Regions from separate parts of the Homo sapiens genome. Here regions 1 and 3 are each linked to region 2. The links are chromatin contacts, found by Hi-C or POLR2A ChIA-PET in ENCODE. All regions are on one chromosome and are shown on one strand. The core of a region is the stretch at or near the end of the contact, and the rest is flanking DNA. Distances in the headings are between cores, read along the strand shown. Region 1 has its middle 120 kb from the start of LINC00494. Region 2 has its middle 64 kb from the start of LINC00494. Region 3 has its middle 30 kb from the start of LINC00494.

The links. Hi-C counts contacts between places; a loop is a spot of excess contacts on that map. ChIA-PET counts read pairs that join two places held with the same protein, here RNA polymerase II (POLR2A). Pooled maps may share reads with other maps.
Region 1: a map of endothelial cell of hepatic sinusoid shows a loop between it and region 2 (5-fold over the local background). The contact joins two enhancer-like sites. A Hi-C loop is called at or near these places in 4 of 168 maps with a recorded cell type or tissue (DLD1, GM23248, adrenal gland and 1 more). POLR2A ChIA-PET finds 5 or more read pairs at or near these places in 3 of 52 experiments (HEK293, activated naive CD4-positive, alpha-beta T cell and activated naive CD8-positive, alpha-beta T cell).
Region 3: a map of sigmoid colon shows a loop between it and region 2 (2.3-fold over the local background). The contact joins two enhancer-like sites. A Hi-C loop is called at or near these places in 1 of 168 maps with a recorded cell type or tissue (sigmoid colon) and 2 of 50 pooled maps. POLR2A ChIA-PET finds 5 or more read pairs at or near these places in 4 of 52 experiments (Caco-2, PC-9, WTC11 and 1 more).

The regions. Positions count from the first base shown.
Region 1 is chr20:48,234,977-48,237,676 of GRCh38, forward strand. No RefSeq gene overlaps it. Among named protein-coding and RNA genes, the nearest start is that of LINC00494, 120 kb to the right of the region's middle. Within about 2 kb of position 1,431, at least 2 of the 41 ENCODE cell types and tissues checked have a DNase peak (open chromatin) inside an H3K27ac peak, as active enhancers do.
Region 2 is chr20:48,294,304-48,297,003 of GRCh38, forward strand. No RefSeq gene overlaps it. Among named protein-coding and RNA genes, the nearest start is that of LINC00494, 64 kb to the right of the region's middle. RefSeq lists enhancers at 345-1,090, 1,091-1,834, 1,835-2,579. Within about 2 kb of position 1,393, at least 9 of the 41 ENCODE cell types and tissues checked have a DNase peak (open chromatin) inside an H3K27ac peak, as active enhancers do; they include PC-9, where a contact is called at or near this core.
Region 3 is chr20:48,329,055-48,331,754 of GRCh38, forward strand. No RefSeq gene overlaps it. Among named protein-coding and RNA genes, the nearest start is that of LINC00494, 30 kb to the right of the region's middle. Within about 2 kb of position 1,362, at least 2 of the 41 ENCODE cell types and tissues checked have a DNase peak (open chromatin) inside an H3K27ac peak, as active enhancers do; they include PC-9, where a contact is called at or near this core.

The DNA of each region.
Region 1 (2,700 bases), core at 181-2,680, 59 kb before region 2:
TTCCTTTTCATAACTACGTACTAAGTATCATTTATAAAAGTGAACCTCGGCTGGACATGGTGGCTCATGCCTATAATCCCAACACTTTCGGGGCTGAGGCAGGAGGATTGCTTGAGGCCAGGAAATCAGGACCAGCCTAGGCAATATATTAAGGGCTTATCTCTACAAAAATCTTGTTAAAAGATTACCTACACATGGTGGCATGTGCCTGTAGTCTCAGCTACTTCAGAGGCTGAGGTGGGAGGATCGCTTGAGCCCAAGAGCTTGTGGTAAGCTGGGCAACAGAGTGAGGCCTTGCCTCAAAAACAAAAACAAAAAAGTGCCTCGATTTGTTCATCCACGATCTCCCCAATACCTAGAGCTATGTCTAGCTGCCTTTTTTTTTTTTTTTTTTTTTTTTTTTTTTTTTTTTTTTTGAGACAGGGTCTCAATCTGTCACCCAGGCTGGAGTGCAGTAGTGCAATCATGGCTCACTGCAACCTCAACCCCTAGAGCTCAAGTAATCCTCCCCACTCAGCCTCCCGAGTAGCTTGGACTACAGGTATGAGTCACCACATCTGACTAGTTTTTAAATGCTTTGTAGAGACAGGGTCTCACCATTTTGCCCTGGCTGCTGCTATGGTTTGAACGGTGGCATCCCCTCCAAAATTCACATTGAGACTTAGTCCCCATTGCAACAATATAAGCAGTGTGGCTTTTGGGAGGAGATTAAGTCATGAGGGCTCCCCGCTCATGAATGGAATAAGCACCCTTATAAAAGGGCTCGCAATTGAAGGGGGCATTCTCGTGTCTTTCATTGAGGACACAGTGTTCCTACTCTCTGGGCCAGCCAGACGGCAACAAGGCACCATCTTGGAAGCAGAGAGATGCCTTGAGCAGACACCAGCGCTGCAGTGCCTTGACCTTGGACTTCTCAGCCTCCAGAACTGTGAGAAATACATTTCTATTGTTTATAAATTACCCAGTCTGTGGTATGCTGTCCTAGCTGCACAGGCGGACTAAGATACTAGCCTACGGTGAATGCTCAGAAATACTTGTTGCAGGCATGAATCCGGGACATAGCAAGGACACTGTTTACAATGAGGAAGAAAGACAAAGGAGAGGAAATGAGAACCCAGCCTCACTCCTTCTTCAAAAATTGTCTCAGTAGTAAAAAGGATGAAAGCTGGCTCTCCACTCAACCTGTCAGACCTCTCTTCAGAAATGCAGGGGAAGCTGCCACCTGGTGAATAATTCACCTGCAGTCAGCAGCCCCAAATGCTGCATTGGCAAAAAGCAAACAGCCTGCAGAACTGTTTCTTATTTTTAATCTGCTCAGAACCAGGGTCTTGAAGCATTTGCTTTTCCATCCTACTAATTTTGGAGGCAATTAGCTGTTGGGTGTTCTTGCCGTCGGCTCCCCTCTGTGTGTATGTCCTTGTTAGGTGTGCTCACCCTGCCCAAACACACCAGCTGTGAAGCGCTTTGTTAATTTACTCTTAAACTACCATTTTAACAAGCTTCTTAAGTGATAGAGGCATTTGTGCATAAATAGCAAGTGGTAAGCTTCCCCCTGGAACATTAACCTGATTTATTAAAAACACTGTGACTACCAAGCTTTATACATCAACATCTTTAACACAAAAAAATATATGATCTCATCTCCTCCCACAGCCCCAGCCCTAATGTAGACAGAGAGCTCTGATGGGAGGTGAGAACCTGGAAGATGTCACTGTGAAAGGCGAAAGAAGCCAGTTTTTTAATATTTCAAATGCAGCCGAGCCAGCCAACCAAAACGTGTTTTCTCCGACATTAGCCTGGGGACAAGTGGAAAAAAACAGACACAATTTCTTTCCATGACCAAACCTTCCCACCTAGCTGGGCCAAGGATGAGGTCACCCTAACACCTCTCTCTGTGACTCTGATGGGCTGGGGGGATGGGCTGAGAGTGGGGGAACACCCCAACGAACTTAAATTTCAATGCCCAAACCGCACCCCACCACCTGCCAGAAACTCAGCATTTCCTAAGCACCCTCCATGCACACACTCCTCATGAATGTTGTTTTGGGTCATCTCACTGCACCACCTGTACAATTATTTCACTAATGTTATTTTTAAATGGATCACTTTAAAAATTTTAGCCTCAAACCAAACAATATTGTCTGTGAAATTGTAGATTTCATGCATTAGTTATATATGGTGTTTCTTTAAAACTTTAAAGATGAAATAGTGAAATAGATAATGCACTCTGGTGTACCATGTACTATTGGTGTGACACATAACACACCAGGGAAATGCTGAATTAATTCCATATTCCAAAGTTCAGAGCAAACAATGTTTCCTGGGACTTAGACGGTGTCTAATACTTTGAAGATTCAAAGTTAAGCTTAGTTTTCCAGTCCAGAGGCTTCTGTGCAAGAGACTACATCCATCAGCCAGCAGCAGACGCACACTGCATCTGACCGAATACCTGCTTCCCTTCTCCTGAGAAGTACAGGAGCACCGTGTGGGGTGGATAATGAAGGAGATGATGTCCTGGTGTGTGTGTGTGTGTGTGTGTGTGTGTGTGTGTGTGTGTGTGGTTTAGTTATAGGTGAATAATTAGATTACGTGATTTCAGGAACTCTTTGGGAAATAGAAGAAGGGTGGCACAGTGAGAAGAATGAAGCTGGGGTCAGTAAATGCAGGGTCTTGACTTCAGTCTGTGTCTAACCATTGCCA
Region 2 (2,700 bases), core at 143-2,642:
CACCCCCGAGCTTGACCGCATGGGAATCAAATTCATGACTCAGCCAAGCTTGGCATGGCTGCATGTGATGGGGTATGGTGGCCATCAGTGCTATTTGCTAAATATGTAAGGGCTTCCTTCCTGCCTTTTGGTAGAATTGCACTTCCCTGCCACCTTGCCGTTTGGTGCAGTCATGTGACTGGTGTTGTCTAAGACATGTGAGTGGAAGCAGCGTGTATCATTTTTGAGCCAATGTTCATTAAACCACTTTAGCTTCCACCTGTCATGGTGATTTTCTAGAAATGTGTCAAGATGAAGGCTGGGGCCCTGAGCAAATACAATGTGCAGACACCACTGTATTCACAGAAGGGAAACATAGCATTTGAGAGAATTAGCTGTTTCTTATTTTAAGCTGCTGAGATTTGGGGATCTTTTAACTGCCCATAAGCCATCCCAATTAACACACAGAGTCATTTACAAATCATTAAAGCCTCTGATGTTAAATCTGTGAATTGAAATGTTCTACAATGTGCAAATCACTTTGGTAACTTTTTTTTTTTTCATCTAGAAAAACTCAGTCCTTCGTCAGCTCTGAATTGTGGTGGTAAACTCCTGGGTTCTATCTGAAGTCAAATACCAAGGAGAAGGTGCAAGCTTCGCCTTCTGGAATAAATTCAGTGAACTGCCAAGCTTCCATTCTCTCTCCTTGGTACTTGACTTCAGACAGGACCCGGGAGTTTACCACCACGATGTTTCCTGCTGCCTGCTGTAGCCCTCTGAGCCCTGGGTCTGTGCTCACTATGCTGATCCTGGCGACCATGACCTCAGTGACATTTCTCAAAAATCCCATTTTCTGCTTTGACCTAGGGTCAGAGACACACTCAATAAGCAAGCCTGGTGTCCATCAAACGTTGCTTTAAATAAGAACATAAACTTAAAGGTCTTTACAAGAGAAATGGCATGTGCAGCTAATGGAGACCAGAGAAAGAGTTATTAGTCCAGGAAATCAGGAAAACTGATTAGCAAGACGAAAGGACATGGCCTGAAATCCAACTAAGCAGTGACAGATGCAGATATTATTCTGCAGGTGTTAGTTCATCCTGCTTAAATAGCAAGGCCTGAAGGCTGGTGGGATCCTTCACTCCTTTACGTTGACAACAACAACAAAAAAACACCAAAACTCAAATTTAGATAATCATCAATTGCAGAACAATTAAAAATTATCTTTGTAACCAGAAAACTATTTTTCTCTCCCTGCATGTAATTGTCTGCCCTTTGTCTGAGGCCTTAACAGATCAGAGGTCAAGCATTCTTAAGCTTTGAGTGGAACCAGAGCACTCAATCCAGCATCAAAGTCCTGAATGAGGTCGGCTCCTCCTGGAAAATTTTTGAAAGTACACGTCATCGCATTCCGATGATTCTGGCCTTAAATTTTCCTTCCATTTCTTAGCTGAAGGCCTAATTGAAAACAGCCAAAGCTAGTTGGGTGCTCTGTCTTAAAGGTAAAGAAGGACACCTTCAGGAGAAAGGAGGGAAGAGAGCTGATAGCTTGATGACTCTTCTTGCTGAACCAGCTGAATCTAAGGACTGAGTAGTAACCGGCCACACAGTATAATTTTAGGGACCCTCTAAGTACCACTGGACTGCTGTGTGCCTTCAATACTACCATTATTGCTCCTTTCAGGTGAAGGCACTGAATACTCCTTTTAAAGTAAAAACATCATATAATTGGAAGATTTAATCAGTCAGCACTCTTGGTTGCATGCAACAGAAAACGAGTTAAATAGCTTTAAATGAAAGAATTTTATTACATCAGGTGACTAAAATGTGCCAGGAATGCCTTGTTCGTTGCAGGCACAGCTGGATCTAGAGGCTGCAATGATGTCATCAGGTCCGGACGAGTGTCTCCTGGCCTCTTGGCTCTTCTTTTTCCCTCTCAGGACCATTCTTAGAGAGTATCTCCTGTCATGGCTGAGGACAGATTCAGCCCGGCAGAAAAGAGCCTCTGCTGCTCTCAGAAGCCACAATAAAAGGCCTGTTGCATCTCATTGGCCCCAAGTGTGTCACATGCACCCAGGCACTGGAACATTCATGGCAGCTTTGTTTGTCTGTGATCATGAAAAACACAGAGCCAGCCCGGATGTCCACCAGCTGGAGCTCATGGCGTGGAGTACTCTACAGAGGTTAAAATAAACTGGAAAAGTGGTCATACATGAAAATGCAGTGAAAGTGAAATACACGAGCATAGTAAACCTAAAGTTCAGGTGTGATTCTCAGAGGGAGGGAGGCAAACATGATGGTGGAGAGTTACACTAGAAGCTTCCACTGTGCTTGTAAAGTTTGATATCCTTTGTGAAATGGTTTGTTGCAGAATAGTTTTCTATGCACCTAAAATGCTTTTGAAAATTCAAGCCACAAATACCCAACCCACACTCAGCGTATCATCTTTGCCCTGAAATGATGTCTGTCCCACGTGAGTCTGTGCATCTTGTTAGATAACCTCAGAAACATGAGAACACTCGACTCGTTCTCCTTAGCAGCAGGCTCCTGCTAGCTCCGTTCTCCTGGATCCCTTTGGATTTGTCTTGCTGGGTTGTTGGGGAGTGGAGACGCCCTCCTCCCTGAAGCGTTTCCTCACATGGTGATTTGTCTATTGTGCATCAGTCAGGATCCCGGGAGGACCTGCAGGTGCAGCCACCTCCCCACAGGGACAGAACCAGA
Region 3 (2,700 bases), core at 112-2,611, 35 kb after region 2:
TCATAGGGTCCTTCAAAATTACCACTTGCATTTGAACAAAGCTGTGCTTTCTTAGCCCCAACCCTCCCCATAAGCCTGGGCTATCAACTGGAGATAAATTTAGCTGCAAAAAAATGTCAAGATTCAGATACCCAGCTTAATCAAGGACACATTCTTCATTCCTCGGACTGTTGTACTTCTCAGGAGACCCCAGGGATTGCATGAGAGACTGAATCATCTTGTAAGTGAAATTAGAAGGAAGGAAGGAAGGAGGGAGGGAGGGAGAGAGGGAGGGAGGGAGGGAGAGAGAAGGAGGGAAGGAGGGAGGGAAGGAAGGAAGGAAAGAAAGAAGGAGGGAAAAGGCAAGAAAGGAGAAAGAGGACTCTGAACATTCAGATAACAAAAGATTTACAGATCTGTTCTGACGTTCTGTTGACGGGGCACCCCATGTTCAGCCAGTTTTGCCTGTTTCAGTTTTTGTGACGAGTGCTCCTTGATGTTGGATGTTGGGCACAAGAGCACCCTCCTAAGCATCCAGCCTCTGTCTACTTTTTCCCTTTTGTGGGCACTGGTAACTTTCTCAGATCAGCACTAGAAACTCCCCTTTGGCTAAAATAATTACCAATGTGAAAATAACTGAGACAGGGTAGCCCTACCACATGCCAGTTTGCAATGCTCAGCACGCACCAACCCGTTCGTGCTTCCCAGGACCTGTGAAGACAGAGCTGCTTTTAGCCCACTCTCTGCTGGGGAAGCACAGGAGGTGGGGAACTTTCCCAGGTTAGAGGTGGGCCCTCAGGGCAGGTTGTGTCCCCAGGGCCCCCTCCCACAGGCCTTTCTCCAACAAAGCAGCCCCCCCATTTATCCTGGCCAGATAACTGATTCCTTCCTGGTTGGCCTTGGTCTTTGGAGGACTTGCACCGAGTTTGCCAGGAGGGTGGGACTGACTGTCTTTGGTGAATTCATGGGGAGTTCCAGATGGAGCCAGCCCCTGGGAACCTGGCAAAGCAAAGCTTAGGTTTCCTGGTAGGGGAGGCCCAGAGACCATGTGCTCCCCCTGCTGGGGCCTCGTCCACCAGCCCCCAGACAGCCGCCTGCTCTGCAGGACCCAAAGTCAGGAGACAGAGGTGGACAATCCATGTTGCCTCTTAAATGTTGCAGCCACAAGGCAAGAGGTCCTCAAGATGCGTCCCAGCAAAATCTAGAGATGAAAGTCAGCCTGTGTGAAGAGTGTCAGGAACCTACTATGGGGTCATTGTACATTTTCCCTAGCTAAAAAGAATGGAAACCAAAAAAATGAATTATAAATAGACACTGTAGGGCTTCTTTTATTATTACACATATACAGTTTCACAAAGCAGTGAGTCACCCTTATTCACATTAAGCAAAGTTCCAGCTTCCATGAAAAGGTCATTTTTCTATGCTTTTCTAAGATCCTGCCTGAAGGTGCCTGTTTCTCTCATGGGAAGGATGCAATGCTGCCTCTCACCATTGCAGCTCCTGACAGCCTATGAATGCCCGAAGGCCTTTTCCTCCTCTGTGATAGACACATTGTGATATGGATTTTCAAGGTCCATTTTATTCCTTCCAGAAGAAAAAGAGGCTTCATAATCTCAGAGCAGATTTGTCATATATATATGTGCGTGTGTGTGTGTGTGTGTGTGTGTGTGTGTGTGTGTGTGTATATATATTCAGAGGTTATTGGGGAAAGACATAGGAATTGCTTTTTTCTTTTTAAATTGATTTTTGTTTTGTGGCAGCAAACTATGAGATGAACAAGAATGAGCATAAACCTAACTCTAAAACAGAAGAAAAATCACTGATTTTTAAGGAGAAGTGCAAATAGTAAGAGAATGCATATCAGCATGCGTTTATGAGTTCTAAATCTTGCCAAAACTAAAATCGTTTTTAAGAAAATTTTTTAAGCATTGTTACAAACATTGAATGCATCATCTTCAAATGTCTTTAGTAGACATGGAGGCATGGGAGAATTAAAGCCAGTCTTTAGGAAGGAATAAAAAGCTACACTAAAGTTAATTATTGATCTCACAATGGATGAGAAGAAAACACTTGGATTATAAAAAGGAAGCCCAGACAAAATAATATCACTTTGTAATGTCGAAAACTTAAGATTTTAACTTTTATCTTATGTATCTGTTTCTGATGAACATTCATAATTATACATATTGTATTTATTTTCTTTGTCTTATAAGAAAAGATAAAGGATAAAGAGACGAATGTGTTTCAGGCGTGGTTCAGCCTATGAAGTCTCCATATTCATAGGAAGCCACTGGATTTATACAACATCAGGGGATCATAATGAACACCACGGTCTACTCTGAGTCTTGCAAAAGTGAGAACAATGTTAAAATGAAAACCCCAATTAGCCTGAATTAAGAGGCACTATTTTGTTCTGACCAGAGAGGATTTTCTCTGTGTGGTCTTATAGTTGAAGTCTCCTACCAGTAAGTTAGCATGTATTGGAGAATCTAAGATCTTTCCCAAGTTGGTCTGTTTTAGTCAGACTGTCCTAATTCCAACTGATGGCATCTAAATAAAAATTTATCTTATTAAAAAAGGCATAATGAGGAGTAATTGGCTCATGTCATTAAAAAGTCCAAGAGCAATAGCTTCAGGCATGGCTGGATCCAGGTACTCAAATGATGGTATCAGGAAGTGACACCCACCCCCCCACCTCCTAGCTGTGACTTGTTCTCTGTG